Linked DNA regions of Homo sapiens: region 1 is linked to region 2. The links are chromatin loops, found by intact Hi-C in ENCODE. Cell type or tissue: tibial artery. All regions are shown on one strand. Each heading gives the region's core, and the rest is flanking DNA. Links, peaks and the distances in the headings are about the cores only. Region 1 has its middle 15 kb from the start of ZNF280A. Region 2 overlaps GGT5 (gamma-glutamyltransferase 5).

What was found. Peaks named below come from ENCODE experiments on the same cell type or tissue, not always from the same donor. Only the 100,000 strongest peaks of a DNase experiment are listed, where the experiment ranks them.
Region 1: a loop joins it to region 2, with 29 times the contacts of the local background. A loop is called at or near these places in 1 of 110 quality-filtered maps.

The regions. Positions count from the first base shown.
Region 1 is chr22:22,527,595-22,543,556 of GRCh38, reverse strand. It overlaps IGL. Among named protein-coding and RNA genes, the nearest start is that of ZNF280A, 15 kb to the right of the region's middle. In tibial artery, for the core only: no CTCF peak of the experiment used is centred there; no DNase peak of the experiment used is centred there.
Region 2 is chr22:24,213,138-24,229,099 of GRCh38, reverse strand. GGT5 (gamma-glutamyltransferase 5) reads left to right here. Exons shown (of 12, transcript NM_004121.5): 7 at 2,333-2,469; 8 at 2,834-3,024; 9 at 3,448-3,554; 10 at 3,689-3,855; 11 at 3,994-4,104; 12 at 8,984-9,440. The coding sequence ends at 9,130. It overlaps LOC124905090 (a long non-coding RNA gene), which reads right to left and starts at 15,512. Exons shown (of 2, transcript XR_007068023.1): 1 at 15,371-15,512; 2 at 12,670-13,874. RefSeq lists an enhancer at 14,945-15,471. In tibial artery, for the core only: no CTCF peak of the experiment used is centred there; a DNase peak (open chromatin) is centred at 9,186.

The DNA of each region.
Region 1 (15,962 bases), core at 7,217-9,716, 1.7 Mb after region 2:
CTTTTGCTGCTATAACAAAATACTTGAGACTGGGTAATTTACAAAGAACAGAAACATCTCAGCTGGGAGCGGTGGCTCGTGCCTGCAATTCCAGTGCTTTGGGAGGCCGAGGTGGGCAGATCGCCTGAGGTCAGGAGTTTGAGACCAGCCTGGCCAACATGGTGAGGCCCCACCTCTGCTAAAAGTACAAAAATTGGCCAGGCGTGGTGGCACGTGCCTGTAATCCCAGCTACTCAGGAGGCTGAGGCAGGAGAGTCCCTTGAACCTGGGAGGCGGAGGTTGCAGTGAGCCAAGATCACACCATTGCACTCCAGCCTGGGCAACAAGAGCGAGACTTCGTCTCGGAAAAAACAACAACAAAACAGAAACATTTCTTACAGTTCTAGAGGCTAGGAAGTTCAATATCAAGGCACCAACAGATTCAGATTTGGTGAGGGCTGCTCTCTGCTTCCAAAATGGAGACTTGCTGCTTTGTCCTCACATGGCAGAAGGGTGGAAGGGCAAAAAGGATGAGTGCTGTGTGGAACCTCATTTGTGTTTGTTTGTTTGTTTGTTTTCCGCTCTCAGCATAGTGGAAATGGAATCTTTTTGATAAGGACATTAATTCATTCATCATAAGGGTAGGCCTCTAATAGCCTAGTCATCTCGTAAAAGCCCCACCTCTTAATACTATCACATTGGGTCATAAGTTCCAACATGAACTTTGGAGGGATACGTTCAGACCATAGCACTCCCCTATTCCAGAACTTTTAATGTAAAATAACAGATACCATTTCTACTCTCTCTCTCTGCCTCTCTCTCTTTGCAGTGGGGTCTTGCCCAGTCACCCAGGCTGGAGTGCAGTGGAACCATCGCAGCTCACTGCAGCCTCAAGCTCCCAGTCTCAAGCAATGCTCCTCCTGCCCTAGCCTCCACGGTAGCTAGGACAACGGCATGCACCCCTATGCCTGGCTAATATCATTTCTTGAGCATAAACTCATTTAATCCCAAGAGTACATCTGTTAAGTACAAGTATATGAAGGCTCTATCAGATAATTTTGGCCATTCAGATTGAATATACCCTTGCGATGGTTAATTTTAGGTGTCATCTTGACTGGATTAAAGAATACCTAAAAACCTGGTAAAGTACTATCTTTGGGTGTGTCTGTGTTTCCAGAAGAGATTAACGCATGAGTGTGAGTGGACTAGGTGGGGAAGATCTGCCCTCCATGTAGGTGGGTGCCATCCAAAGGCCAGTACTGAAAATAACAAAAACAGAGGAAAGGTGAATGTGTTGATCTACCTTTTGGAGCTGAGATACACTCTTCCTCTCCTGTACTTAGATGTCACAACTCAAGGCTCTCTGGTCTTTGGACTCCACAACTTGCACTAGCAGTGCACCCTCACTCCCTAGCTTCTCAGGCCTTCAGCACTGGACTGAGAATTACACCGCTAGTTCTGAGGCTTTTGGACTCAGAGTGAGCCATGCTGTCAGCATCCCAGGATCTCCAGCTTGCAGATGGCCTGCTGTGGAACTTCTTAGCCTTCATAATTGCATGAGACAGTTCCCCTAACAAATCCCCTCACATACTCACATATCTATCTATCAATCTATCTTTCTTTTTTTTTTTTTTTTGAGACGGAGTCTCGCTCTGTCGCAGGCTGGAGTGCAGTGGCGTGATCTCGGCTCACTGCAAGCTCTGCCTCCCGGGTTCACGCCATTCTCCTGCCTCAGCCTCCCGAGTAGCTGGGACTACAGGTGCCTGCCACCACGTCTGGTTAGTTTTTTGTATTTTTAGTAGAGATGGGGTTTCACCACATTAGCCAGGATGGTCTGGATCTCCTGACCTCGTGATCTGCCTGCCTTGGCCTCCCAAAGTGGTGGGATTACACGTGTGAGCCACCGCGCCCGGCCCTATCAATCTATCTTTCTATCTATCTATCCATCTATCTATTCATCCATTCTATTGGTTCTGTCTTTCTGGAGAACCCTAATATACTCCTCCAGAAAATTATTATACTTAGACTAAGTGCTCACTCAGATACCAAGGCAACAAGTATTATAGCACCACCCAGAATCTCAAATACTGAGTGTCCCACTTGGATGACAGTGATCCTGACTGGACAATAATGGTTTACCATCCATTCTTTAGCTGTATTCAGTATTAGAAAATATTTTCTTGACTGGGTGCAGTGGCTGGTGCCTATAATCCCAACACTTTGGGAGGCTGGGGCAGGAGGATTGCTTAAGCCCAGGAGTTTGATTCCAGCCTGGGCAACATAGCAAGACCCCATCTCTACTAAAAATACAATAAAATAATTAGCCTGGAGTGGCTGGATTCGGTGGCTCACGCCTGTAATCCCAGCACTTTGGGAGGCTGAGGCGGGTGGATCACGAGGTCAGGAGACTGAGACCATCCTGGCTAACATGGTGAAACCCCATCTCTATTAAAAAAATACAAAAAAATACTAAAAAAATACGAAAAATTAGCCAGGTGTGGTGGTGGGCGTCTATAGTCCCAGCTACTTGGGAGGCTGAGGCAGGAGAATAGCGTGAACACGGGAGACGGAGCTTGCAGTGAGCAGAGATGGCGCCACTGCACTCCAGGCTGGGCAACAGAGCGAGACTCCGTCTCAAAAATAATAATAATAATAATTAACCTGGAGTGGTAGCACATGCCTATAGTCCCAGCTACTCAGGAGGCTGAGGTGGGAGGATTACTTGAACCCAAGAAATGGAAGCTACAGCGAGTTATGTCATACCAGTGCACTCCAAAAACTGCAGCCTGAGCTACAGAGCAAGATCCTGTCTCAAAAAAACTACTTTTCTTATTCATTGTGACATGAAGATTTTGTATAGAATATACTCAATATTTCAACATTGATTTCATTCTCTGAGAATGAAAAAAATCAAGCATTTGAAGCAGCCAGACGCCTGTTGATCGAGCCAGATGCACATTCAGCCTTCTTAATAGAACCTGGCTTATTTTGATAAAAGAGATGTTTAGACCTTCAAATGAGAAATTAGGGCAGTTTCTCCAGTTGAATGCTCCACATGTGATGCTGGCAATGATGTGTTATGGGCTGATTTGTGTCCTCCCAAAATTCATTTGTTGTAATTCTATCCCCCAGTAACCTCAGAATGTGACTTTATTTCCAGATAGGGCTTTTAAAGAAGCAGTTAAGATTAAAATGAAGTCATATGAAAGAGCCCTAATCCAAAATGACTGGTGTCCTTATAAGAAGAAAAAATTAGGACACGAACACACACAGAGGAATGATCATGTAAAGATATAGCAAGAAGGTGGCCATCTTGCAAGCCAAGGCCTCAGAAGAAACCAACCCTGCCAACACCTTGATCTTGGACTTCCAGCCTCCAGAATTGTGGGAAAATAAATTTCTGTTGGTTAAGCCACCCAATCTATGGTATTTTATTATGGTAGCTGGCAAACAAATATATGATGTTTACTGCAATCATTCAGATAATTTTGTGTATGTTCATTGCAGCACTAGTCACAGTAGCAAAGACATGGAATCAACCCAAATTTCCATCGACAGGCTGGTTAAAGAAAATGTGGTACTGACCAGGCGCAGTGACTCACGCCTGTAATCCCAACACTTTGGGAGGCCGAGGCGGGCAGATCACCTGAGGTAAGGAGATTGAGACCATCCTGGCTAATACGGTGAAACCCCGTCTCTACTAAAAACACAAAAAACTAGCCAGGCGTGGTGGTATGCGCCTGTAATCCCAGCTACTCGGGAGGCTGAGGCAGGAGAATCGCTTGAACCCGGGAGGCGGAGGTTGCAGTGAGCAGAGATCATGCCACTGTACTCCAGCTGGGCGACAGAGTGAGACTCCGTCTCAAAAAAAAAAAAAAAAAAAGAAAAGAAAAAAGAAAATCTGGTACATACACACCATGGAATACTATACATCCATAAGCTGGAAGCCATTATCCTCAGCAAACTAATGCAGGAACAGAAAACCAGACACCAGATGTTCTCACTTATAAGTGGAGAGCTTAACAATGAGAACACATGGATACAGGGAGGGGAACAACACACACTGGGGCCTTTTACGGGAGGGTAGGAGGGAGGTAGAGCGTTATGAAAAAGAGCTAATGCATATTGGGCTTAATACTTAGGTGATGAGTTGATAGCTGCAGCAAACCATCATGGCACATGTTTACTTACATAACAAACCTGCATATCCTGAACATGTACCCTGGAACTTAAAAAAATAAAGTAGAATAGAATAAAATTTTAAAAACTTGATTACATAAAAAAGAAAAAAACTCTGGTGGGCACCTTTCCCCTTGTGAGCCCAGCTTAATCCAGAGGGGAAACAAAACAGTTTAATACATAGAATTTGTTTTCTACAATGCACTGATGTGGTGGTGATAGTAACGAGTACCAAACGTAATAAGCACAACTGTATTAGCTATCTATTACTACATAACAAATTATCCCAAAACTTAGTGGCTTAACAACAATAAATCATTATTACTTCAAAGTTACTGCAGCTTAGCTGTGTGGTTCTGGCTCAGAGACTCTTATGAGGTTATACTCAAAATGTTGGCTTGGCCAACTTGGGAGGCGGATCCTCTTCCAAGATGGCTCTTTCACTTGGCTGTTGGCAGGAAGCCTCAGTTCCTTACCACATGGACCTCTCCATAGGGCCGCTTGAATGCTATGACATAAATAACAGTTGTCTGGTTTCCACCAGAGCAGGTGATTCAAGAGGGCAAGGCAAAATGTTTTTTGTGACCTGGTCTTGGAAATCACACGTCATTATTTCCCAGTATCCTGGTGGTGCCCTGCTCATTGTGACAGCACAAAATAAAAGTGTGGGGACACCATGAGGAAGGGATCATTGGGGGCACAAAATGTTTTGCATGCTTTATTTTTACAACAATCCAGGGAGGTAGTTACCATTTGCCTTTGTGCCCTAGAAATTGGCATTATATCTGGCAAATACTAAGTGCGTAAGAATTTTTGTTGTTGTTGTACAGATGGGGTCTCTTTATGTTGCACAGGCTGGTCTTGAACTCCTGGCCTCAAGGGATCCTCCTGCCTTGCCCTCCCAAAGTGCTGGGATTACTGGGACGCAGTCACTGCACTGCTGCAGCTTTGGCCCCCGGGCTCAAGCAATCCTCCCATCTCAGCCTATCAAGTAGCTGAGTCCACAGGTGTGCACCGCTATTCCCCCCTCATTTTTTATGTATTTTTTGTACAGATGGGGTCTCACTATGTTGCCCAGGCTGGCCTCAAACTCCTGGCACTGTTCTAGGAATTCTATATATTTTATTCCATTTAATCAAATCCTGAGAGAGTATGCATTTATTATTATATTCCTAGTACAGATTTTTTTAAAATGGAGGTGTTAATAAACTTGCCCAAAGTCATACAGTTAATAACATCCAGGATTTGGACCCAGGCAGAGTGAATATAGATCCTAAACTCTTTTTTTTTTTTTTTTGAGACAGAGTTTTACTCTTGTTGCCTGTTGCCCAGGCTGGAGTGCAATGGCACGATCTCGGCTCACCGCAACCTCTCCCTTGCGGGTTCAAGCGATTCTCCTGCCTCAGACTTCCCAAGTAGCTGGGATTACAGGCATGTGCCACCACACCTGGCACATTTTGTATTTTTAGTAGAGATGGGGTTTCTCCATGTTGTTCAGGCTGGTCTTGAACTCCTGACCTCAGGATCTGCCCGCCTTGGCCTCCCAAACTGCTGGGATTATAGGCGTGAGCCACCGTGCCCAGCCAATCCTAAACTCTTAATCACTCGGGTACATGTCTGAAAAAACTTTCGGTGGGCTGGGTGTGGTGGCTCACACCTACAATGCCAGCACTTTGGGAGGCTGAGGCAAGAGGATCTTTTGAGGTCAGGAGTTTGAGACCAGCCTGGGCAACATTAAAAAAAAAAAGTAGTAGCCAGTCATGGTGGCGCACACCTGTAGTAGTCCCAGCTACTTGAAAAACTAAGGTGGGAGGATCGTTTGAGCCAGGGAGTTCGAGGCAGCAGTGAGCCATGAGAGCAGCACTGCACTCCAGTCTGGGTGACAGAGTGAGACTTTATCTCAAAAAAAAATTTTTTTTCTGACAAGAGGCTAAATAAATAAATAGTAAAACAAGAATCACGTAATTAGATAACACAGTGTCTTAGTCCGTTGTCTGTTGCTTACAACAAAATATCTGAAACTGCGTAGTTTATAAAGAAAATGAATTTCTCACAGTTATGGAGGCTGGGAAGCCCAAAGTAGAGGGGGCATGCCTGGTAAAAGCCTTCTTACCTGGTTGGGGGTCTCTGCAGCATCCTGATGCCACAGAGGGCATCTCATGAAGGAGGCTGAGCATGTTGGCTCAGGTCTCTCTTCTCTTCTTATAAAGCCACCAGCTCCCCTTCCATGATAAGCCATTAACCCATCAACCCATTAATCCACGAATGGATTAATTCATTCATGAAGGCAGAGCCCTCATGATTCAATCACCTCTTAAAGGCCCCACCTTTCAATAGTCCCACATTGGAAATTAAGTTTCCCACACATGAGATTTGGAGTCTGCATTCAAACCACAGCACACAGATATGTCAGAATAGTATCCTTTGGCATTTATTGATAAGTTGCTTTGACTTTTGGGTTTGGAGCACTCAAGGCTTTGTGTTAATGAAACATCTCATGCTTGCCTTTGCAGTTTCAACCCACATCCTACTCAGAAGATAAGATGCATTACTGTTTGCTTCCGAATATTTAAACATAAAATCTTAATAATCAATCCCCTTTATAAATTTATCTCCATTCAAATTAAAATAAGTCAGTAAAATTATGTTAATAAATCACAATTTTAATACGGAGTATGTGAATAATAAACACCCATTTACATAAAAAGGTAGGGGAAGGTAAGTGTATGTAGACGCAGAGAATATATATTGAAGGACACATCAGAAATTCTACACAGCCATTTATTTTGGGAATAGAGACAGGTAACTGTGATCTGGGGCAGAAGGGAAATTTACTTTACAATTATTAGATGAATTTTGGCCGGGTGCGGTGTCTCACGCCTGTAATCACAGCACCTCGGGAGGCTGAGGCAGGGGATCACTTGAAGTCAGGAGTTCAAGACCAACCTGGCCAACATTGTGAAACCCTGTCTCTACTAAAAATACAAAAATGAGCTGGGTGTGCTGGCACGTGACTGTAGTCCCAGCTACTTGGGAGGCAGAGGTGAGAGAATTGCTTGAACCCGGGGGGTGAAGGTTGCAGTGAGCCGAGATGGCACCATTGCACTCCAGCCTGGGTGGGCAACAGAGCAAGACTTCATATAAAAAAAATTTTAAAATGGATAATTTTTTTGTGTGTTTGATTTTATTGTTAGCTCTATTTAAGGATTACTTTTAATTAAAAGGTAGTTTTTTGTTTGCTTGTTTATTGCAACCCAGAAAAAACACTTCCAAACTAAGTTTGGGGAGATGCTCCCAAAGGTAGTTTTTAAGAAACAATGGAATAACCCTGAATACATTGTAAAAATATGCTTTTAGACCACTAATCTCTCCTGAGTGTTTTAGTTTGTTTTGTTTTTATTATTATTATTAGTAGTAGTAGTAGTATTTTGAGGCTGGGTCTCACTCTGTCACCCAGGTTGGAGTGCTATGGTGCAACCTTGGCTCACTGCAACCTCTGCCTCCCAGGCTGAAGCAATCCTCCTACCTCAGCCTCCTGAGTAGTTGGGACCACAGGCACGTGCCACCACACCTGGCTAGTTTTTCTATTTTTTGTAGACATGGGATTTTTATCATGTCGCCCAGGCTGGTCTCGAACTCCTGAGCTCAGGCAATCCTCCCAAAGTGCTTGGATTGCAGGTGTGAGCCACCATGCCTGGCCTTGTTTTTTATTATTATTATTATTATTATACTTTAGGTTATGGGATACATGTGCAGAACGTGCAGGTTTGTTACATAGGTATACACGTGCCATGGTGGTTTGCTGCAGCCTTGTTTTTAAATTAATAAAAACTTGTACGAAATAAGGTATTTATTCAATAGCTGATAGTAATGCATTCCTAATCACTGAAGAGACACATGCAATTTCAGGATTTCAGTGTTAGATATAACTTGGAGTTTTTCTCCTCTACTCCGATGATTCATTACTGTTACTTGGAGTTTTTTCCTTAATCCACCTGGTAGTGACTGAGCATTTACCCAAAGCCTCAGTCTCCTCCAGCCTTGCAGTGGTAAAACTCAGCTAAATCACTTGACCCAGCAGAGTACATTTCTGTCACCGGTTCTCCAGTCTTCTTCCTTGCAGTACCCATTAAAGTTGGAGGCTGCCTCTGACCACCCCTTTTTTTTCTTGACAGAAGGAGCTAGGGATAACATGGGTCGCCATAATTTGTCATCTAAGAATGTCCTAGGCAGCCACAAAAAAGAATGAAGTCATGTCCTTCGCAGCAACATGGATAAAGCTTGAGGCCGCTATCCTAAGTGAACCAACTCAGCAACAGAAAACCAAATACTGCATGTTCTCACCTACATGTTGGAGGTAAACAACGGGTACACATGGGACTCCCGGAGGAAGAAGGAAGAGAGCACGTAGTTTCCTGAGCCCAGCCTGCTGCCTGGGAGTATCCCCATATTGACTGGTAAGAGGTGGCTCCAAGACCCCAATCCCAATTTTGGCTTTCCTAAAGTCAGAACTAGACATTCCTCTCCCTGGCTTCAGGGAGCCCACATGTCCAAGGCTCATAGTGTAGACCATCTAGAAGTGGAGAAAACTGAATAATAATAGACTCCCCTTTTTAAATTCTCCCTCTACTCACATTACTGGCTACAGGCCCAAAGCCTAACTGAAAAGTTTGTCTTCTCTCCACTCAGTCTGCAGAAAGCATCTTGTCCTTCTCCATGGAAACCACCTTGGGTAAGTAGCAATCTCGCCCCAGCAGACCTGCCCAGCATCTGTAGACCATGTTGAACTTACGCCCTCTGCTTCTTCATAACTTCACATTGTATGGTCTTTTTTTATATTAGGCCATCAGCTTTCAGACCATTCTAATATACAGTTATCATTTGTTTTTATTATTTTCTTACCTATACCAGACAGAACACAGATATTTCCCTAGCTTTTGAAACAGTGTGAAAATTGATCTCTCTCCGTCCTCAAGGTTTTGTCCCTCACAGTTTAGGAGAGAAATCAAGGGAGTTGGGGCCAGAAAGAGAATTGAGAGGGAGTCTCTACCAGCACTGGTCTCTAGGAAATACCCCAAAGTGGGAGAAAGCTGTTTCTTGGAAAATCAGGGTAGATTGGTACAATAAAAAAAAAAAAACCCTTGGACAAGTGTGGGGGCCTCATACCTATAATCCCAGTACTTTCAGAGGCAGAGACAGGAAAATCAACTGACGCCAGGAGTTTGGGAACAGCCAAGGCAAAAGAGTGAGACTCCCATCTCTGAAAAAAAAAAAAAAGAAAAAAAATTTTGCCAGGCATAGTGGCACGTTCCTATAGTCCACCTACTTGGGAGGCTGAGGTGGGAGGATTGTTTGAGCTCAGAAATCGAGGCTGCAGTGAACTGTGATCACACCATGGCACTACAGCCTAGGCAACAGAGCAATACCCCAATTCCGGAAAAAAAAAAAAAAGAAAGAAAGAAAAAGAAACCCCCACTAAGGGCATTTGTTTGTGTCCCGGAGTCACCTGGGAGTTGAGCTATCCCTGCACACCCCCTACCTATGCATGAGGTGGCTCTCATTTTGCAGAGTGTATTAGTTTGATATTGCTGCCATAACATACAGAATGGGCAGCTTAAACAACAGATGTCTATTTTCTCACCACTCTGGAGGCTGGAAGTCAGAGATCAAGGTGTTGGCAGGTTTGGTTTCTTGCAAGGCCTTCTCTCTGTTGCTTGCAACTGACCTTTCCTTTATGTGTTTGCATCCCTGGTGTCTGCCTGTGTCTCCATGTTTCCTCCTCTTATAAGGGTATTGTCAGATAGAATCAGAGCCAACCATAATGGCCTCATGACCTCTTTAAAGGCCTTATCTCCAAATATGGTTGCATTCTGAGGTACCAGGGGTTAGCATTTCAACATAGGAATTGAGGGGAGCACAATTCAGCCCATCATAGAGATTGATGGTGAGGGCTTCATTCACACCGGGTGCTTTACTTGGTGACAGCTGAGCAGGGGCCAGGGCCATCAAGAGCAGTGGTTTTCCAGCCATGCTGCTCATTAGACATCTGGGAGCTTTCATAATACATACTCCTGGGTCCCACCTCTGGAAATACCGATTTAATTTGTCTGGGTTAAGAATCAAATGAATAGCCAGGTGTGGTGGTCCACTTTTGTGGTTCCCACTACTTGGGACCCTGAGGTGGGAGGATCGCTTGAGCCCGGGAGGTTGAGGCTACAGTGAGCTGTCATTGCACCCTAGAGCCTGGCAGTAGAGCAAGAGCCTGTCTTAAAAAAACAAAACACGGCTGGGTGTGGTGGCTCACACCTGTAATCCCAGCACTTTGGGAGGCCGAGGCAGGCTGATCATGAGGTCAGGAGATTGAGACCATCCTGGCTAACACCGTGAAACCCCGTCTCTACTAAAAATACCAAAAAAAAAAAAAAATTAGCTGGGCATGGTGGCAGGTGCCTGTAGTCCCAGCTACTAGGGAGGCTGAGGCAGGAGAATATGGTGAACCCGGGAGGCGGAGCTTGCAGTCAGCCGAGATCTTGCCACTGCACTCCAGTCTGGGGGACAGAGCAAGACTCCGTCTCAAAACACACACACACACAGACACACACACACACACACACAGACACACACACACACACACACACAGTTTGGGAGGCCAAGGCAGGAGGATTGCTTGAGCCCAGGAGTTGGAGATCAGCCCGGGTAACATGGTGAAATCCCATCTCTACGAAAGATACAAAAATTAGCCGGGCGTGGTGGCATATGCCTGCAGGTCCCAGCTACTGGGGAGCCCTGGAAGATTGAGGCTGCAGTGAGCTGTGATCACGCCACTGCATGGTGATAGAGTGAGACCCTGTCTCAAAAAATAAAATATAAATAAATAAAAATAATCTGAAAACAGTGAAAGAAAAGCCTTCTCCTGTGAAGTGGGAGGTGGAAAAAAGGTACTTCCCCTCAACCCTCACCACTAGCTTTTTGTCAGGTGGAGGGCACATGGATCCATTCAGGATCTGAAAAGGGACTACTCTAAGTTTTAATCTAACTGACCTGGGGTAGGGTTGGGCAGTTTGAATCTGTAGCACGATGAGAACCACAAGCTTAAACGTCTTAGATTAGTTGACTTGCTGAACAATATACAGCCGGCCCTCCACACCTCATGAGTTCCTCATCTGAGGATTCAACCAACAGTGGATTGAAAATACTTCAAAAAATAATAATAACAATTCAACAATTAAAAATAATACAAATTTAAAAACAATACAATATGACAACTATTTACATAGCATTTACATTGTTGTAGGTATTGCCGGGCTCAGTGGCTAGCACCTGTAATCCCAGCACTTTGGGAGGCTGAGGCCAGAGGATTGCTTGAGCCTAGGAGTTCAAGACCAGCCTGGACAATACAGTGAGAACTCGTCTCTTCCAAAAAAGAGAGAGAAAAAAAAAAAAAAAGGCTAGCCGGGCATGGTGGCTTATGCTTGTAGTCCTAGATACTCAGGAGGCTGAGGTGGGAGGATCACTTGAGCTCAAGAGGTCAAGGCTGGAATGAGCCATGATCGTGCCACTGCACTCCTGCCTAGGGGACAGAGTGAGTCTCTGTCTCAAAACAACAACTATAATACATTGTCCTAAGTATTATAAGTAATCTAGGGATGATCTAAAGTATATGGGAGGGTGGCAGGGCATGGTGGCTCATGATTGTAGTCCCAGCTACTTGGGAGGTTGAGGTAGGAGAATTGCTTGAACTCGGGAGGTGGAGGTTGCAAGGAGCTGAAATTATGCCATTGCACTCCAGCCTGGATGACAGAGAGAGACTCCATCTCCAAAAATAAATAAATAAATAAATAAATAAATAAATAAATAAATAAAAATAAAGTATATGGGAGGATGTGTGTTGGTTATATGCAAATCCTAGGCCATTTTATTTATTTATTTATTTATTTTGAGATGGAGTCTCACTCTGTCGCCCAGGCTGGAGTGCAGTGGCACGATCTCAGCTCACTGCAAGCTCCGCCTCCCGGGTTCACCGTATTCTCCTGCCTTAGCCTGCCGAGTAGCTAGGACTACAGGTGCCCACCACCACATCCAGCTAATTTTTTCTGTTTTTTAGTAGAGATGGGGTTTCACTGTGTTAGCCAGGATGGTCTCGATCTCCTGACCTCGTGATCTGCCCACCTCAGCCTCCCAAAGTGCTGGGATTACAGGCGTGAGCCACGGCACCCGGCCATCCTAGGCCATTTTATATAAGAGGTTCGAGTATCCAAGGATGCTGGTATTCAATCCCCTTCAGATAGTGAGGGATGTCTATACTAAAATACTATACTAAAATATTTGGGATGAAGATGACAGTTGGGATAACTCTTAGATTAAGCTGCTGCAATCACTAGAGACACTTCCGTGGGCAGTTAGGGACCACATCATTCTGCATGTGCCCCTCGCCTTAAGTTCTGCATGTGCCACTCACCTTAAGTTCAGAAACTAGTGAAGTGTAAAATACACATCTCATTAAGCCAGATTGGGGTACAGGCAATTCACAGTTCAAATCAACACACAGATGTGCTTTATTTGGCTTCATTATGCTTTAAAACTTAAAAATATATACTTTCTGGCACTTTAAAATTGAGAGACAACATAAAAATTTAAATTTCCAGTGTTGCTTGGAAAATAGATCAGCAACACCAGCATTGCCATCAGGCAGAAATCAGATAAAATTGAGTAGTACCATTAACATCCTTGAAAGACTGTTGCATGCTTCTATTTTCCAAGGGCTCATTTCTCTTTTACCCTATGCTGCAAATGTGTTTGATGCTCGGCCCTTATAAGCATTTGACTTTAAGAATTCTGTTCCTAGTTTTTTAAAATCCAGTATAAAAAGAAAAAAAAAAAAGCTGGGCCTGTTGTCTCACCCCTATAATTGCAACACTTTGGGGGCCCAAGGCGAGTGGATCACCTGAGGTCAGGAGTTCCAGACCAGCCTGGACAACATGGCAAACCCTGTCTTTACTAAAAATACAAAAATTAGCCAGGCATGGGGGCGGGCGCCTGTAATCCCAGCTACTCGGGAGGCTGAGGCAGGAGAATCACTTGAACCCGGGAGGTGGAGTTTGCAGTGAGCTGAGATCGCACCACTGCACTCTAGCCTGCGCCACAGAGTGAGACTTCATCTCATAAAAAAAAAAAAAAAAGAAAGAAAGAAAGAAAAAAGAGAAATTAAAATACATTTTTAGGAAAAAAAAGTAAGAGTATTTTCTTTTCTTTTTTTTTTTTTTTTTGAGACGGAGTCTCACTCTGTTGCCCAGGCTAGAGTGCAGTGGTGCGATCTCAGCTCACTGCAAGCTCCGCCTCCCGGGTTCATGCCATTCTCCTGCCTCACCCTCCCAAGTAGCTGGGACTACAGGTGCCCGCCATCATGCCCGGCTAATTTTTTTTTTTTGTATTTGTAGTAGAGACAGGGTTTCACCATGTTAGCCAGGATGGTCTTGATCTCCTGACCTCGTGATCCGCCCGCCTTGGCCTTTCAAAGTGCTGGGATTACAGGCGTGAGCCACCACGCCTGGCCAGTAACAGAATATTTTCTAAACTCTTAGAAGTGTGAAAGTTGTCAGAATCAAAATGGAGCCACTAATGTTAAAACAACAACAACAACAAAGCAAAACTTGACAAACAGAGCCTGGGAAGGCCATGAAGAGAGTGTTTTCACGCTTGCATACCTGATAACAAAAACAATGACAAAAGACTCTACAGAAACAACCTTGTACAAAGGACATCGCAACCTTAAGCAAAAAATACTTCCATAAGGGCATCTGCCCAGCAACTGCCTCTCCAACCTTGGACTAGCGTCACCCTTGCTATTGATCTTTGTAGTCAAGGAAAATTATCTCAAAACAATTATGTAATCCTTCTTATCCTTCCTTTAAAAACCTTTGTCTTCCTTTACCTCCCCAAATGCACACATAGGGGCATACATATTTTCATTGCAATGCTCTATTGCCAAACACACATCATTTTCTTTTAAAGAGCTTCTCTCTGTTATTAGGTTGACGTAAGAATGTGCACGCGTTTTGGCTGGGCGTAGTGGCTCATGCCTGTAAACCCAGCACTGTGGAAGGTGGGAGGATCTATTGAGCCCAGAAGTTCAAGCCTGCAGTGAGCCATGATTATGCCACTGCACTCCAGGGTGGAAGACAGAGGAAGGCCCTCTCTCAAAAAACAAACAAACAAAATGTTAGCCTCACAAAGAACCTCTACTGGGGCAGTGTGGAGGGGAAATGTGGGGTTGGAGCTGCCACACAGAGTCCCCACTGGGGCACTACCTAGTGGAGCTGTAGTGGATCCACCCATAGCTTGCACCCTGTGCCTGGAAAAGCCTCAGGCACTCAATGCCAGCCCATGAGAGTAGTGGCAGGGGCTGAACCCCGCATAGCCACAGGGGTGGGGCTGAACCCCGCAAAGCCACAGGGATGGAGCTGCCTAGGGCCTTGGGAGCCCACCCTTTGCATCAGTGTGTCCTGGATGTGGGACATGGAGTCAAAGGAGATTATTATGGAGCTTTAAGATTTAACAACAGCCCTGCTGGGTTTCAGAATTGCATGGGGCCTGTAGCCCCTTTCTTTTAGCTGATTTCTCCCTTGGGAATGGGAATGTTTACCTAATGGTTGTATCCCCGTTGTATCTTGGAAGTAACTAACTTATTTTTTATTTTATAGGCTCATATGTGGAAGAGTCTTGCCTTGTCTTAGATAAGACTTTGAACTTTTGAGTTAATGCTGGAATAAGTTAAGACTTCGGGGGATTATTGGGAAGGCATGATTGTATTTTGACATACGAGAAGGACATGAGATTTGAGCGGGTCCGGGGCAGAATAATATAGTTTGGATGTGTTTGCCCACGGAAATCTCATATTGAAATGTAATTCCCACTGTTGGAGGTGGGGCCTGGCGAGAGGCCACTGGATCCTGGGTGTGATTTCTCATGAATGGTTTAGCACCCATCCCCCTGGGTACTATTCTCCCAATAGTGAGTGAGTTCTCAGTGATCTGGTTGTTTAAAAGTGTGTAGCACCTCCCCTCTTGCTCTGTCGTTCCTGTTTTCACCATGCGACATGACTGCTCCCCTTCACCCTCTGTCATGATTGTAAGCTGCCTGCGGCCTCCCCACAAGTAGATGCCACTATGCTTCCTGTACAGCCCACAGAACTGTAAGCCAATTAAACATCTTGATAAATTACCCAGTCTCAGGTATTTCTTTATAACAATGCAAGAATGACCTAATACATTTAGACTTAGGAGAGATTCTTGTACTTGTCTTACAATAAGAATGATGGGATTTAAAAATATAAATAGGCCAGGCACAGTGGCTCATGCCTGTAATCCAAGCACTTGGGAGGTCAAGGCAGGAGGATCACTTGAATCCAGGAATTGGTGACCAGCTTGGGCAATATAGCGAGACACCATCTGTACAAAAAATTTAATTAAAAAAAATTAAAGTGAGACACTGTGTATTTGTCTCTGTATGTCTGGCTTATTTCACTTAACATAATGCCAACTGGGTTTATCTATATTGTTGCAAATAACAGAATTTCCTTTGATTCTAAGGCTGAATAGTCACCAGGTATGGTGGCTCTTGCCTGTAAGCCTAGCAGTTTGGGAGGCTGTATTAGTCCATTTTCACACTGCTGATAAAGACATACCTGAGCCTGGGTAATTTATAAAGAAAAATAAATTTGATGGACTTGGAGTTCCACGTAGCTGGGGAGGCCTCACAATCATGGTGGAAGGCAAAAGACACATCTTATATGGCAGCAGGCAAGA
Region 2 (15,962 bases), core at 7,777-10,276:
TTCTGGAGATGGAGTTTTGCTCTTGTCACCCAGGCTGGAGTGGAGTGCAATTGCGCGATCTCAGCTCACTGCAACCTCTGCCTCCCGGTTCAAGCGATTCTCCTGCCTCAGCCTCCCGAGTAGCTAGGACTACCCATGTGTGCTACCATGCCCGGCTAATTTTTGTATTATTAGAGACAGGGTTTCATCATGTTGGCCAGACTGCTCTTGAACTCCTGACCTCAGGTGATCCACCTGCCTCGGCCTCCCAAAGTGTTGGGATTATAGGCATAAGCCACCATGCCTGGCCCATTATATCATTTTTATTCCTTTGCGTCCTCATAGCTTAGCTTTGGTATATAACTGTTTCGGGCCTGGCATGGTGGCTCACGCCTGTAATCCCAGCACTTTGGGAGGCCAAGGCAGGCGGATCATGAGTTCAGGAGATCGAGACCATCCTGCCTAACACAGTGAAACCCTGTCTCTACTAAAAATACAAAAAATTAGCCAGGCGTGGTGGCGGGCACCTGTAGTCCCAGTTGCTTGGGAGGCTGAGGCAGGAGAATGGTGTGAACCCAGGAGACAGAGCTTGCAGTGAGCTGAGATCACACCACTGCACTCCAGCCTGGGCAACAGAGTGAGACTCTGTCTCAAAAAAAAAAAAAAACTGTTTTGAAATGATCATCCTTGGCTAGTAGGATGCATGGAAAAGTGATAAGGGTGGCACTGGACAGGCCACTCATGGGCAGATGTCTTTGCAGAAGTATTTTTTGTGTAAGATTGTGATGGCCTTCTTGTAAGGTTGTGAGCTGTTGTGTTTTTGAGGCAGGGTCTTGCTCTGTCACCTGGGCTGGAGTGCAGTGGCACTGTCAAGGCTCACTGCAGCCTCAACCTCCTGGACTCAAGCAATCCTCTCACCTCAGCCTCCCAAAGTTTTGGGATTACAGGCATGAGCCACTGCACCCAGCCGAGAACGGGGCACTTGTGCACGAGAGTCCTGTCTTCATGGCCTTTCCCTGGCTCTATTTTTCAGAGTTTTTTTTTTTTTGTTTTGTTTTTTTTTTTTTTTTTTGAGACAGAGTCTTGCTCTGTTTACTAGGCTGGAGTGCAGTGGTGCAATCCTGCCTCACTGCAACCTCCTCCTCCCGGGTTCAAGCAATTCTCCCTCCTCAGCCTCCCTAGTAGCTGGGGTTACAGGCACCCACCATCATGCCTGGATAATTTTTGTATTTTTGTAGAGATGGGGTTTCACCATGTTAGTCAGGCTGGTCTTGAACTCCTGACCTCAGCCTCGGCCTCCCAAAGTGCTGGGACTACAGGTGTGAGCCACTGTGGCTGGCTGCCGCTCTATTTTGAAAATTTTCACAGCCTCTTCCCACTTCCGGTGGCTGCCAGCATTCCTTGGCTTGTGGCTGCCTCACTCCAGTCTCTGTCTCCATGATCATACTGGTTTCTCCTCTGCTGTGTGTCCTCTCCTCTATGTGTCTGTCTTACAAGGACACTGTGGTCACATTCAGGGCACATCTAGATAATCCAGGATCATCTCCTCCTCTCAAAATCTTTAACGTACTTTAGGCCGGGTGTGGTGGCTCATGCCTGTAATCCCAGCACTTTGGGAGGCTAAGGAGGGTGGATCACTTGAGGTCAGGAGTTGGAGACCAGCCTGGCCAACACAGTAAAACACCATCTCTACTAAAAATACAAAAATTAGCCGGGCATGATGGCCTGTGCCTGAAGTCCTAGCTACTTGGGAGGCTGAGGCGGGAGAATCACTTCAACCCAGGAGGTGGAGATTGCAGTAAGCTGAGATCGTGCCACACACTCCAGCCTGGGTGACAGAACAAGACTTCCTCTCCAAAAAACACAAAAAAGGCGGGGCATGATGGCTTACGCCTGTAATCCTAGCACTTTGGGAGGCCAAGGCAGGCAGATCACTTGAGGCCAGGAGTTCAATACCAGCCTGAACAACATGGCGAAATCCTGTCTACTAAAAATACAAAAATAATTAGCTGTACGTGGTGGCGAACACATGTAGTCTCAGCTACTCAGGAGACTAAGGACCAAGAATCACTTGAACCCAGGAGGCAGAGATTGCAGTGAGCTGAGACTGCGCCATTGCACTCCAGCCTGGGCAATAGAGTGAGACTCTGTCTAAAAAAAAAAAAAAAAAAAAAAAAATCCTTAACTTACTTTTCCACTTAAGGTATTAGTCACTCTTGTGCTGTATAAGGTAATATCCACAGGTTTTGGGAATTAGGATGTGGGTGGATCTTTCTGTGGTGGGGGGTGGGGGCAACATTCAACCCATTACATAGGGTGACCCCAACCAACCTGTGCCCCAACCTCTCTCCAGGGTTCAACTTCTCAACAGAGTCTATGGCCAGGCCTGAAGGGAGGGTGAACGTGTACCACCACCTTGTAGAGACGCTCAAGTTTGCCAAGGGGCAGAGGTGGAGGCTGGGGGACCCTCGAAGCCACCCGAAGCTCCAGGTGAGGTTGCTGAGGTTGCTGGGCTGGTGGGCCGTCCTCCTCCCTGGCTCAGGACTTGGCATGAAATGAGGGTCAGGCCTGGTAGGGGGAAGTTGGAGGGATATGTATGTGGTTCTAGGCCAGGGCAGGACTGAAAGGGATCCCGGGGTGGCAGGTACAGGGGTCAGGTGCAGGAGTGGCACCATATCTCAAAGGACCTGGAGGGTGAGCAGAGTCTAGACCTAGCTGGGCTTGAGGGAGACCTGGCCACAAGGTAGAGGACAGACTGGAGGTGGCCCCCATGGGGGCTGATCTCATCCTGCCCTTGGTTCTGCGGATTCTGCCTGGCCCCTCACTGACCCTGCCACCTGCCCACCCACCCCAGAATGCCTCCCGGGACCTGCTGGGGGAGACCCTGGCCCAGCTCATCCGCCAACAGATCGATGGCCGGGGGGACCACCAGCTCAGCCACTACAGCTTGGCCGAGGCCTGGGGCCACGGGACAGGCACGTCCCATGTGTCTGTGCTGGGGGAGGATGGCAGCGCCGTGGCTGCCACCAGCACCATCAACACACCGTGCGTAGGGCCTGGGGGAAGGCGGATGGCTTCACTCCTCCTCTCCTAGACCTGCACACCCCCAGCCCCATGTCCCCTCACTTGTCCCCACGGGGCAGCACCTTGCTTTTGCCCTTTTTCTCCTCCTCTATTTCAAAAGAGGCCCCCACCCCTGACATCTCTGGCTGGAAAGGCTGCTGCTGGGGTGGCCCCGACCCAAGATTTACCTGGGAATGGGTAGCCTCACTCAGAAGGGTGCCCTGATGTGGGGGCACAGGTGGGTCTTTGGGGACCCCTCCTGGGTGGTGCCAGGGAGAGAATAGCGGCTTCAGCATGCTTCGGGGCAGCTGTAAAACGAGGGGGTCCTGCAAAGCGTGCAGGGTAAGTGGTGTCTGGTGGGAGCCCCGGGTCCTAGCCCAGGCTCTTCTGCCTCCACGGCTGCAGCTTTGGAGCGATGGTGTATTCACCACGGACAGGCATCATCCTCAACAACGAGCTCCTGGACTTATGCGAGCGATGCCCCCGGGGTTCCGGCACCACCCCCTCACCTGGTGAGAACAAAGCTTCCCACCCGGGGTCCACAAGGGCCCCCCACCAGGGGAGAGGAGGGAGGGGGCTGGGCTGGGGTTGCATGCTAACCCCTGGATGGGTCACTGCACTTGCCAAGACGCTGTTTGCTCAGCAGTGAGTGGAGACAGGGTGGGTGGAGCTCCCGGAAGGTGCTGGCCCCCAGTTCCAGGCGAGCGTTCCCCATCCTCCATGGTGCCCTCCATCTTGATCAACAAAGCCCAGGGGTCGAAGCTAGTGATTGGCGGGGCTGGCGGGGAGCTCATCATCTCTGCTGTGGCCCAGGTGAGTCTGGGGCTCCTGGCTCGAGTGTCTCCTCTCTGGGCAGCATACTGTCTGACTGTCTCTGGAGTGGGGATGTGAGGGCTGATGTAGGGTAGCAGGGTGCCCCCTTTCTCCCTGAAACCCTCATCTCTCCCCCAGGCCATCATGAGCAAGCTGTGGCTTGGCTTTGACCTGAGAGCGGCCATTGCAGCCCCCATCCTGCATGTCAACAGCAAGGGCTGTGTGGAGTACGAGCCCAACTTCAGCCAGGTGAGGCTGAGGTCCGAGCTGGATGCCTAGGGCAGAGCCCACTCCCCAAATCCGTGCTGCTCAAAGCCACCTGGGAGGAACTCAGTCACTGAGATTCTTAGGCCAGGTACACTTCAACTTTGGGGGCCATAGGAGTTGGGGACCTTGATGGGTGAGGCTGTCAGTGGCCTCCAGGCCAGTTCTGTGGCCTCCAAGACAGAGAGCAGGGTATTGTCTATGCTGCTCCCAGGCTGAGGATCTCAGCACCTTGGTCTCTGGTCTGTGGTTGATGCCATTTTTCAGAAGTGAGTTTTCCTGGCTGGGGCCTCTCAGACTCTCCCTCATGGTGACTTTTTCCTTGTGTGATTTGTAACTAATATTTGCAACTTTATTTGTGAAAGAGGTTGTTTTTCCTGTGACAGTCTGTAAAGTGATTTTCTTCTGGGGCACTAGGGCATTGGTGGTAATTTTTACTATATATATAATTTTTTTTTTTTTTGAGACAGCATCTCACTCTGTTGCCCAGGCTGGAGTGCAGTGTTGCGATCACAGCTCACTACAGCCTTGACATCCTGGGCTCAAGTGATCCTTCCTCCTCAGGCTCCCAAGGAACTAGGACTACAGGTGTGTGCCACCACACCTGGATAGTTTTTATTTTTTTGTTTTTCGTAGAAACAGGGTCTCTCACCATGTTGCCTAGGCTGGTCTTGAACTCCTGAGCTCAAGCAATCTTCCCGCCTTGGCCTCCCAAAATGCTGGGATTATAGGCGTGAGCCACCATGCCCAGCCTACAAACATTTTTTTTGATTCCCCACAGAAGCCCATGGTGCAGCTCCAGGGGCTGAATTCTTCTGGCTGACTCCCCCTCTATCCTTAGACAGAGACTCAGCTTCCTTGGAGCATCTTTGGGTTGATGGATGCCCTTTGTTAGGACCTATTTAAAAGATTGATAGTGGCCGGGCATGGTGGCTCATGCCTGTAATCCCAGCACTTTGGGAGGCCGAGGCGGGTGGATCACCTGAGGTCAGGACTTCCAGGCCAGCCTGGCCAACATGGTAAAACCCTGCCTCAACTAAAAATACAAAAATTAGCCAGGCGTGGTGGCACACACCTGTAATCCCAGCTACTCGGGAGGCTGAAGCAGGAGAAACACTTGAACCCAGGAGGTAGAGGTTGCAGTGAGCCAAGATCGTGACATTGCACTCCAGCCTGGGTGACAAGAACAAAACTCCATCTCAAAAAAAAAAAAAAAAAAAAAAAAAGATTGATAGCAGCTGAGGTTCCAGATCGTCAAAGCTGCCTCTCCTGTTATGAGACTTCTTCGGTCTCAAGTCCACCTTCCAAAGCCCTTAGAACCTGAGAACCATGGCCTTAGTCCAGGAACAGAGTGTAGTCCCAAGAGCCTTAGTTTTCAGACCTTGAGACTAAGGACCTCAGCCTGTTAGGCTCAAACTCTTGGAGTTTGCAGGCCTCCCTCCGCATGTAGGGTCCTTCGCATGACAGGAAGACCCTCTCAGGGCTCTCGGGTTCCAGGGATCTTAGATATGGAGGATTTCAAGATCCAGGGCACATCCTTTGGAGCCCTCCTCCCTTGACTCTTTTTTTATTTTTATTTTTTTAGACAGTCTCACTCTGTCACTCAGGCTGGAGTGCAGTGGCATGATCTTGCCTCACCACAACCTCCGCTTCCCAGGTTCAAGCAATTCTCCTGCCTCAGCCTCTGAGTAGCTGGGACTACACATGTGCGCCACCACACCTGGCTAATTTTTGTATTTTTAGTAAAGATGGGGTTTCCCCATGTTGGCCAGGCTGGTCTTGAGCTCCCAATCTCAAGTGATCTGTCCACCTTGGCCTCCCAAAGTGCTGGGCTTATAGGCATGAGCCACTGTGCCTGGCCCTCCCTTGACTCTTTTTTTTTCTTTTTTTTGAGACGGAGTCTCGCTCTGTTGCCCAGGCTGGCGTGCAGTGGCACGATCTTGGCTCACTGCAAGCTCTGCCTCCCGAGTTCACGCCATTCCCCTGCCTCATCCTCCCGCCTCATCCTCCCAAGTAGCTGGGACTACAGGCACCCACCACCACGCTCGGCTAATTTTTTGTATTTTTAGTAGAGACAGGGTTTCACCGTGTTAGCCAGGATGGTCTCGATCTCCTGACCTTGTGATCCGCCCGCCTTGGCCTCCCAAAGTGCTGGGATTATAGGCGTGAGCCACCGCGCCCGGCCCCTCCCTTGACTCTTGACTGAAGGACCTTTGTCTTTGTGAACATCAATTCTCAGGACCTTTCACCCTGGGGACGTGAAATGCTGAGAATTTGGGAGATGACAGTCTGGGGACTGGGATTAATGGAATCCAGTGACCCACAAACCTAAGGTTCTCAGCTCCCTTGGGGAGTTGGAATGTCAGCTATTCAGGTCTAGGGCTTTCCATGGAGTAAATCCTAAACTCTGGGTTGGAGACTTTAAGCCTCCAAGGACCTTCACAGCTAAGGCCCAGGGACTAGGGCGAGGAGAGTCTTTGATCCTCAGAGTCTTGGAGTTTGGCCAGTGGACTCTGAGGAATGGAGTCTCTGAGCACTGAAGGTCCAACTTTGGCTTCAGCAGTAAAGGATCTTGGCCTTCAAGTCTAAGGACAGTGGGCAATTAGTAGGTCAGGCATGGGGAACTCATAGCCAAACGTGCAGGGCTCCAAAGACCTCATTTGCCCTGTCAGCAGCTCAGGCCATGTGGCATCACCCGATGCATCTAGATGTCTCCGGAATCTCAGGCCCTGCAGGGTGAGGTTCTCGGGCCATTAGTTTTTTTTGTTTTGTTTTGTTTTGTTTTTTTGGCTTGTTGTTGTTGAGACAAAGTTTCACTCTGTCACCCAGGCTGGAGTGCAGTGGCGCGATCTCAGCTTATTGCAACCTCCACCTCCTGGGTTCAAGCAATTCTCATGTCTCAGCCTCCCAAGTAGCTGGGATTACAAGTGTGTGCCACCAAGCCTGGCTAATTTTTGTATTTTTAGCAGAAACAGCGTTTCTCCATGTTGGCCAGGCTGGTCTCAAACTCCTGACCTCAGGTGATCTGCCCACCTTGGCCTCCCAAAGTGCTGGGATTACAGGCATGACCACCGCGCCTGGCTAGGGAGCAGTGTTTTTAAGGACAACTTGGCGGGTTGGGGGAAGCCAATGAGCCAGGAGTGCTGATAGGTCAGGGATGAAATCATAGGGAGTTGGCTGCGCGCGGTGGCTCCCGCCTACAATCCCAGCACTTTGGGAGGCTGAGGTGGGTGGTTCACCTGAGGTCAGGAGACCAGCCTGGCCAACATGGCGAAAACCTGTCTCTACTAAAATTACAAAAATTAGCTGGGCAAAGTGGCAGGCATCTGTAATCCCAGCTACTGGGGAGGCTGAGGCAAGAGAATCACTTGAACCTGGGAGGGGAAGTTGCAGTGAGCCAAGGTCGTGCCATTGCACGCCAGCATGGGTGACAGAGCGGGACTCCATCTCAGAAACAGACACACACAAAAAACCCCTGGAAATCATAGAATCATAGGGAGTTGAAGCTTTCTTCTTGAGCTGAGTCCGTTCCTGGGTGGGGGCCACAAGGTCAGATGAGCCAGTTAATCGATCTGGATGGTGCCAGCTGATCCATCAAGTGCAGGGTCTGCAAAATTTCTCAAGCACTGATCTTAAGAGCAGTTTAGGGAGGGTCAGAATCTTTAGCCTTCAGCTGCGTGACTCCTAAACCATAATTTCTAATCTTGTGGCTAATGTGAGTCCTACGAAGGCAGTCTGGTGCCCAGGCAAGAAGGAAGTCTGCTTTGGGAAAGGGCTGTTACCGTCTTTGTTTTAAACTATAAACTAAGTTTCTCTCAAAGTTAGTTCAGCCTACACCCAGGAATGAGCAAGGACAACTGGGAGGTTAGAAGCAAGATGGAGTCGATTAAGTTAGATCTCTTTCCCTGTCTCAGTCATAATTTTGCAAAGGCGGTTTCAGTCTTGCTGTTTTGCCCAGGCTGGAGTGCAGTGTCATGATCAAAGCTCACTGCAGCCTCAAACTCCTAGCCTCAAGGGATCCTCCTGCTTCAGCCTCCTGAGTAGCTGGGACTATAAGCACAGGGCCACCACATCCGACTAATTTTTTCTTTTTTCTTTTCTTTTATTTTTTAATAAAGACGTGATCTTGCTACATTGCCCAGGCTGGTCTTGAACTCCTGAGCTCAAAAGATCCTCCTGCGCCGGCCTCCCAAAGTGCTGGGATTACAGGTGTGAGCCACCACGCCCAGCCCAATTTTTGATTTTCTTTTAGAGACGGTGTCTTGCTTTGTTGCCCTGGCTGTTCTCAAACTCCTGGCCTCAAGTGATCCTGCCACCTTGGCTCCCAAGTGGCTAAGACTGTAGGTATGTGCCACCACGCCTGGCTTTTTTTTATTTCTTATTTTTTATTTTTTAGAAACAGGATCTTGCTGCATTGCCCAGGCTGGTCTCAAACTCCTGGCCTCAAGTGATCCTCCTTCCTCAGCCTCCCAAATTGCTGGCATTACAGGTGTGAACCACTGTGTCTGGCCTCAGTGTCTAAATCTTGAGAAGCCACATCCTCCATCGAAGGCCCCCTGAACTCAGATTTGCACCTCAAGGCCCTGGTGTCCTTGGATCCAGAACAGACATGAACTTGCATTTGGAGGTCTTCGGGCCTGGGTGGTGTCCTTCGTACATAGTCCCTGGAGGCTGAGCTTGTCCTCTATGGGCCTTTGGATCTCTTCCATGCTCCCATCTGGTCCTCCCCTCTTCCTGTGTCTTCAGGCCCTCTTCCTCTCCGTCTTGCCTTTTGATCATTTTTCTCATTTCTTGCAGAGGCCTCTCCCTCCTGGAGATGGGCTGAGCTGCCCTCCCCTGTGAACCTGCTTTCTCTCCTCTCCAGGAGGTGCAGAGGGGACTCCAAGACCGTGGCCAGAACCAGACCCAGAGGCCCTTCTTCCTGAACGTGGTCCAGGCTGTGTCCCAGGAGGGGGCCTGTGTGTACGCCGTCTCGGACCTGAGGAAGAGTGGGGAGGCCGCAGGCTACTAAGACACTGCTCTGCCCAGAGCTGAAGTCTGGCCCCACCATGAGTCCTGTGTCCAGGCCGGACATGGCTGGGGGACCAACTACTCTGGCAGGATCTGGACCCCTGGCAGGGGAGTCCAGCTGAGAGTGGAAGAGGTGGCGGGGACCAGCTGGGCAGATGAGAGGCTGAGCCTCATCCCTAACCCCCTTTCCCAGAGCCCCTGGTGGTCCTGAACCGGCCCCTCTATCCCTCCGCAGGCCTCTTGCCTGGGGCCACTCTCCCACCCTCTCGATCTGTATATCCTCCAGTCCAAGATTAAAGAGGCGGACTGTGGCCTGATTCCATGGTTCTAAGTGGGGAGGGGACCCTCGGACAGTGCACAGAGGGGTGCATGCACCAGGCTCCTATGGCTCTCCACATTCCACCACCATGGAGGTGGGGAAACTGATGCTCGTGGACCAGCCGAACCTCAGCCAGGCCACCCCTGGACAGAGACAAGCACCACCTCTGCCTCCCAACACCTCACCACTCTGGTGGCCAGGACTCAGCAGCGTGACTGGCCCCAGACCTGAGAGCTGGTTAACTGAAAAATCACACAATTCACAAATTTGGAAAAGAGACTTTTTTCTTTCTTCTTTCCTTTCATTTTTTCTTTCTTTCTTTTTTCTTTGAGATGGGGTCTTGCTCTGTCATTCAGGCTGGAGTGCAGTGGTGCAATCACGGCTCACTGCACCCTCAACCTCCTGGGCTCAAGCCATCCTCCTGCCTCAGCCTCCCAAGTAGCTGGGACTACGGGTGTGCAACACCACACCTGGCCAATTTTTAAAATTTTTTTTGTAGAGACAGGGTCTCGCTATGTTGCCCAGGCTGGTCTTGAACTCCTGGTCTCAAGCCATCCTCCCTCCTCGGCCTTCCAAAGTGCTGGGATTAAGGTGTGAGCCACTATGCCCGACAAGACTTTCTTTTTTTTTTTTCCTTCAACTTGTGTTTTGAGTTCAGGGGCCCATACGTAGGATGTGCAAGTTTGTTACATAGATAAACATGTGCCTTGGTGGTTTGTTGCAGAGATCAACCCATCACCTAGGTATTAAGCTCAGCATCCATTAGCTATTCTTCCTGAAGCTCTCCCCCATCCCCCAACTTACTTTCTTTTTTTTTTTTTTTCTGTGAAACAAAGTCTCACTCTGTTGCCCAAGCTGGAGTGCAGTGGCAAAATCTCAGCTCACTGCAACTTCTGCCTCCCAGCTTCAAGCGATTCTCCTGCCTCAGCCTCCTGAGTAGCTGGGATTACAGGTGCGTGCCACCACACTCGGCTCATTTTGTATTTTTTGTGGAGATGGGGTTTCACCATGTAGCCAGGTTCATCTTGAAATCCTGACTTCAAGTGATCCGCCTGCCTTGTCCTCCCAAAGTGCTGGGATTACAGGTGTGAGCCACAGCGGCAACTTTATTTTTCATAAAGGGTTACAGACTGCAGGGTGGCCATCCGCCACTTTCAAAAGCATAGCCTCTGGCAGAGACCAGAGACAGGCACTTCTTTTTTTTTTCGAGATGGAGTCTCGCTCTCTTGCCCAGGCTGGAGTGCAGTGGCACGATCTCGGCTCACTGCAAGCTCCACCTCCCAGGTTCACGCCATTCTCCTGCCTCAGCCTCCCGAGTAGCTGGGACTGCAGGCGCCCGCCACCACGCCCGGCTAATTTTTTTTGTATTTTTAGTAGAGACGGGGTTTCACTGTGTTAGGCAGGATGGTCTCGATCTCCTGATCTCGTGATCCGGAGATAGGCACTTCTAAGGAGGAGAGGTTGGGGCAGGAGCTGTATGCTGAAGGGGTTGGCTAAACATACATATTCAACATGTTACAGGGAGAGCTATGAATATTCATGAAGGCAGTCTTGACACATGTGTATTGAACGAACATGCATGTAACATAGGACTCATGTTTGCTGTAGGATGAAGACGGTGGAGACTTAACATTAAAATGTATTACAAGGTCAGGCACGGTAGCTCACGCCTATAATCCTAGCACTTTGTGGAGCCGAGGCGGGTGGATCACATGAGGTCAGGAGTTCAAGAGCAGCCTGGCCAACATGGTGAAACCCCAACTCTACTAAAAATATAAAAATTAGCCGGGCACAGTGGCGGGCGCCTGTAATCCCAGCTACTCAGGAGGCCAAGGCAGAAGAATTGCTTGAACTCAGGAGGCGGAGGTTGCAGTGAGCCAAGATGGTGCCACTGGACTCCAGCCTGGGCAACAGAGTGAGACTCCATCTCAATAAAATAAATAAAATAAAATAAAATGTATTACAATTAGGCCCCATCTGTCAAAACATCTTTTCAGGGCCTGAAGGCCTGCAAGTGAGCAACTTCTGAAAACCAGCCAGAGCCAGTTCATGGTCAATGGTCTCTTATCAGGAGAAAGTTACTGAAATCAGTCTCTTGTCCAGTCGGAGCTGTAGTTATGCCTGGAAAAACAGGGGGTCAATAAGTTGGCATCCGTGAGCTGGATGAGCTGCAAAGTGTATTAATGTTGCTTCAGGCCGGTGCTTGTTGCTGCTGGAGGAAAAGGAAAGCCTCATTGCTGTTAGAACATAGTTTATTCTTTAAGTGCAGGGTCCATGAATTAACCCCTGCCTGGCTTGGCCTTGGGTCCTCTTTATAATTTGGTATCTTGTTGCCACAGAGTCTGTTCTGTCATTTTTTTTGAGACAGGGTCTGGCTCTGTCACCCAGGCTGGAATGCAGTGGCATGATCTTGGCTCACTGCAGCCTTCACCTCCCTGGCTTAAGCCATCTTCTCAACTCAGCCTCTCAGGTAGCTGGGACTACAGGCACAAACCACCATGCACGCTGCCGTGCTCAGCTAATTTTTTTTTTTTTGAGACAGGGTCTCACTTTATCACCCAGGCTGGTGTGGAGTGGTGCAGTCTCAGCCCACTGCAGCCTCGACCTCCTGGGCTCAAGCAATCCTCCCACCTCAGGCCCCCAAGTAGCTGGGAGTACAGGTGTGTGTCACCACATCCGGCTGATTTTTTGCTTTTTTTGTAAAGATGGGGTTTCACCATGTTGCCCAGGCTGGTCTCAAACTCCTGGCTTCAAGCAATCTTCCTGCTTCGGCCTCCCAAAGTGCTGGGATTACAGGTGTGAGTCACTGCGCTTGGTCCTCATCCATGTTTCGAATGAAATGATTCTTTGTTGTGGGGGGCTGTCCCCACACTGTAGGATGTTGAGCAGCATCCCGTGCCTCAGCCTGTGTGATGCAGTAGCACTCCCCACCGCACACACCCACTCATGACAACCAAAACTGTCTCAAGACAGTGCCACATCCCCCTGGTTGAGAATGGCCGCTCTAAACCAACAGGCCCCTAACTTCCATAAATAGCTTTGCCAGCTGCAGGGTGGGTACGTGGTGCTCTCTGGGGATCTCACTAGAGGGATCTGGGACTCCTGCGCCTCACTGGTTCCTAGGAACATCGGCTGTTCCTCCATCACCCCAAATGTGCCACAGAGGTTGTTTTAGTCTGCCTGGGCTGCCATAACAAAAATACTGGAAAGTGGGTGGCTTATAGCATTTTCCAGAAATTTATTGCTCACAGCTCTGGAGGCTGGGAAGTCCAAGATCAAGGTACTGGCAGATTTGATGTCCTGTGAGGGCCCATGTCCTCATACATGGCACCTTCTAACTGACATAGTGGAAGAAGCTAGCTAGCTCTCTGGGGTCTCTTTTATTTAATTACTTTAGAGACAGGGTCTCACTCTGTCACCAAGGCTGGAGTACAATGGCGTGATCATAGCTCACTCCTGTACCCAAGAGATCTTCCTGCCTCAGCCTCCTCAGTAGCTGGGACTGTAGGTGCAGCCCACTATGCCTGGCTTCTGGGGTCTCTTTTATAGGGCACTAATCCCATTCATGAGGGCTCTACCCTCATGACCTAACCACATCCCAAAGGCCCCACCTGCTAACGCTATCACATTGGTGATTAGCTTTCAACACGTGAATTTTGGGGGCATAGTGGGTCCACCTGGATGGTCCAGGATAATCTCCCCATCTCAAAAAATTGAATCACATCTTCAAAGTCACTTTTGCCATATAAGGTCTAATCTTGGGTTCTAGGGATTGGGATGTGGATATATTTGGAGGTTGTATGTGGGAGAGGGGCTGGATGGGGCTAATTCCTAATCTGGGCTTGACTGCATGGCTAGAAGAGGTGGTCTGGCAGACTAGGAGGAAGGTCTGGGAGCAAAACATGGCTCACTTTGAGATGAGGGGGCCAAGCCGGCCCACCACTTGGGCAGACCTGCCATCATCACCGACTCTCGTGGGCCGCTGTCAGAATTCAGGCAGATGCGAGACCACCAGCTTCTCCTGCGATCTGGCTTTGGGAGGCAGTGGAAGACAGATCTTTGAAAGCAGCACGGCTGGGTCAGGGGTCCAGGGAGCAGAACTGGTGGGTTTAGAGAGAAGGGAGTCTCTGGAGTGCTTCAGTGTGGTGGGATCCAGAGGCCGAACTCACACCGTCAGGGCCCTCCGTGTGGTAGCCTCCTGCTAGATAGGCTCCCAGGCCATGATCTCAATGGCTTCAGCTGAACTTCACGCCCTGCAGGGTGACAGAGCTTCTCTCCTTGCAGTTTAAACAAAGTCCCAGATCCAGCTCTCAATGGGGCCCCTCTGAGCAGTCTTCATGGGCAGGGGAGGGCTGAGGAGAAGTGGTTGGCTCAGGTCTGTGGGGCCACCTTGAGAGCTGTTGGTAGCAGCCACCTGTCCCAAACCCTGTGGACCAAAAAGGAAAAGGGAACCAAAGGAGGAGAAGGCTGCTAGGCACAAACCTCAGGTGCCCCACGGTGGGAACCTGGCTCTGTGCTCCCAGACCACACCTGCGCCTGGGCCGGGGTGCTGGGAGGCTGCCTGGAGCTTGCTTGGGAAGGCCTGGCCAGTCTCTCCCATCAGTGCCTCCCAGTGGCACCCAAAGAGCATGATAACTTTGTCCCTGTGTGTCGGGGAGAGGAAAAGGGGCTCCTGTTCCCCCCAGCAGGGGTGCAACCCTGGCTCTGTGGTGCCTGATTCTGACTCACCTGCAGAGTGAGGGTGCACTCCCTGGACCCTTGGCCACCCTGGGACTGCCACCCACCTGAGAAGGCTCATTCACTACTTGTGAACTGATGGATCTCCATGTCGGCTTTGGCCGAGCTGTTTGGAGTCTCAGACCCACATACCCGAGCAACCACCTCCAGAGCATCTGGACAAGGTGCACAGGCACCTTGGACTCAAAGTGCCAAATGGAAGTCGGCCCTGAGGCAGCTGGAAGCTCTGCGGTGCCTGCCTCGCCTCCCTCCTGCGCTACTCGTAGAACCCCCCTCTTCCCTCCAGCTGTGTGGTTCAGCCCTGACTCCACCTCCTTCTCTCTTTTCCATCTTTTTGCTGCTGGCACCACCACAGTCTACTCCCCACTCCTAATGCAATAAGCTTTGGAAAATGCACATCTGACCCTGCCTGGAGGTAGTGCAGAGACTTCCTTGGTTCCTGAGGCCCTGGAGGAAGCCCATTCCTCTCCCTCCCTGCTCATCCCACCCTGGGAGACTTGCCCAGGCCCTGCCCCTACATCCATTCTGCACCACCAGCAGTGCCAGCCAGTGTGCATTCCCAGCCCAGCCAGAGACTCTTACAGCTGGCTTTTGAAACATCTTGTTACACAGAGGAAATCAATACCAAAAGGGCGACATCTTCAACTAACACTGTAATCAATACAGATCTGACCCTTCAGGATACAGCTAATGCAGGGCTCGGAGGAAAATTCATTTGCTTAAATATTACATAAAAAATAAGAATCAAAATAAATAGGCCAGGTGCGGTGGCTCATGCCTGCAATCCCAGCACTTTGGGAGGCCAAGGCAGGTGGATTACTTGAGGTCAGAAGTTCAAGACCAGCCTGGCTAACATGGTGAAACCCCGTCTCTACTAAAAATACAAAAAAATTAGCCAGGTGTGGTGGCGGGCACCTGTGATCGCAGCTGATTGGGAGGCTGAGGGAGGATAATTGCTTGAACCTGGGAGGCAGAGGTTGCAGTGAGCTGAGATCGTGCCACTGCACTGCAGCCTGGGTGACAGAGCGAGACTCTGTCTCAAAAACAAACAGGCCAGGCGCTGTGGCTCATGCCTGTAACCCCAGCACTTTGGGAGGCCAAGGCAGGCGGATCACGAGGTCAGGAGTTCAAGACCAGCCTGGCCAGCATGGTGAAACCCCATCTCTACTAAAAAAAAAAAATTACCAGGCATGGTGGCGTGTGCCTGTAGTCCCAGGTACTCGGGAGGTTGAGGCAGGAGAATCGCTTGAACCCGGGAGGTGGAGGTTGCAATGAGCTGAGATCGTGCCACTGCACTCCAGCCTGGGTGACAGAACGAGACTCGGTCTGAAAAACAAACGAACAAACAAACCAACAAAAATAAATAAAGTATATTATTTAAGAAGTTAGTAAAGTAGGCTGGGCATGGTGGCTCACACTTGTAATCCCAACACTTTGGGAGGCTGAGGCAGGCCAATCATTTGACGTCAGGAGTTTGAGATCAGCCTGACCAACATGGTGAAATCCCATCTCTACTAAAAATACAAACATTAGCCAGGCATGGTGGCGGGCGCCTGTAATCCCATTTATTCAAGAGGCTGAGGCAGGAGAATCACCTGAACCCAGCAGGCAGAGGTTTCGGCGAGCCGAGATCATGCCACTTCACTACAACCTGGGCGACAGAGCGAGACTTCATCACAAAAAAAAAAAAAAAAAAAAGAATAAAAAAGTCAGTAAAGGAAAAATAAAGAAAGCGAAAGAACTCAGGAACAACTGAAGCAGAAACTGATAAATTTGA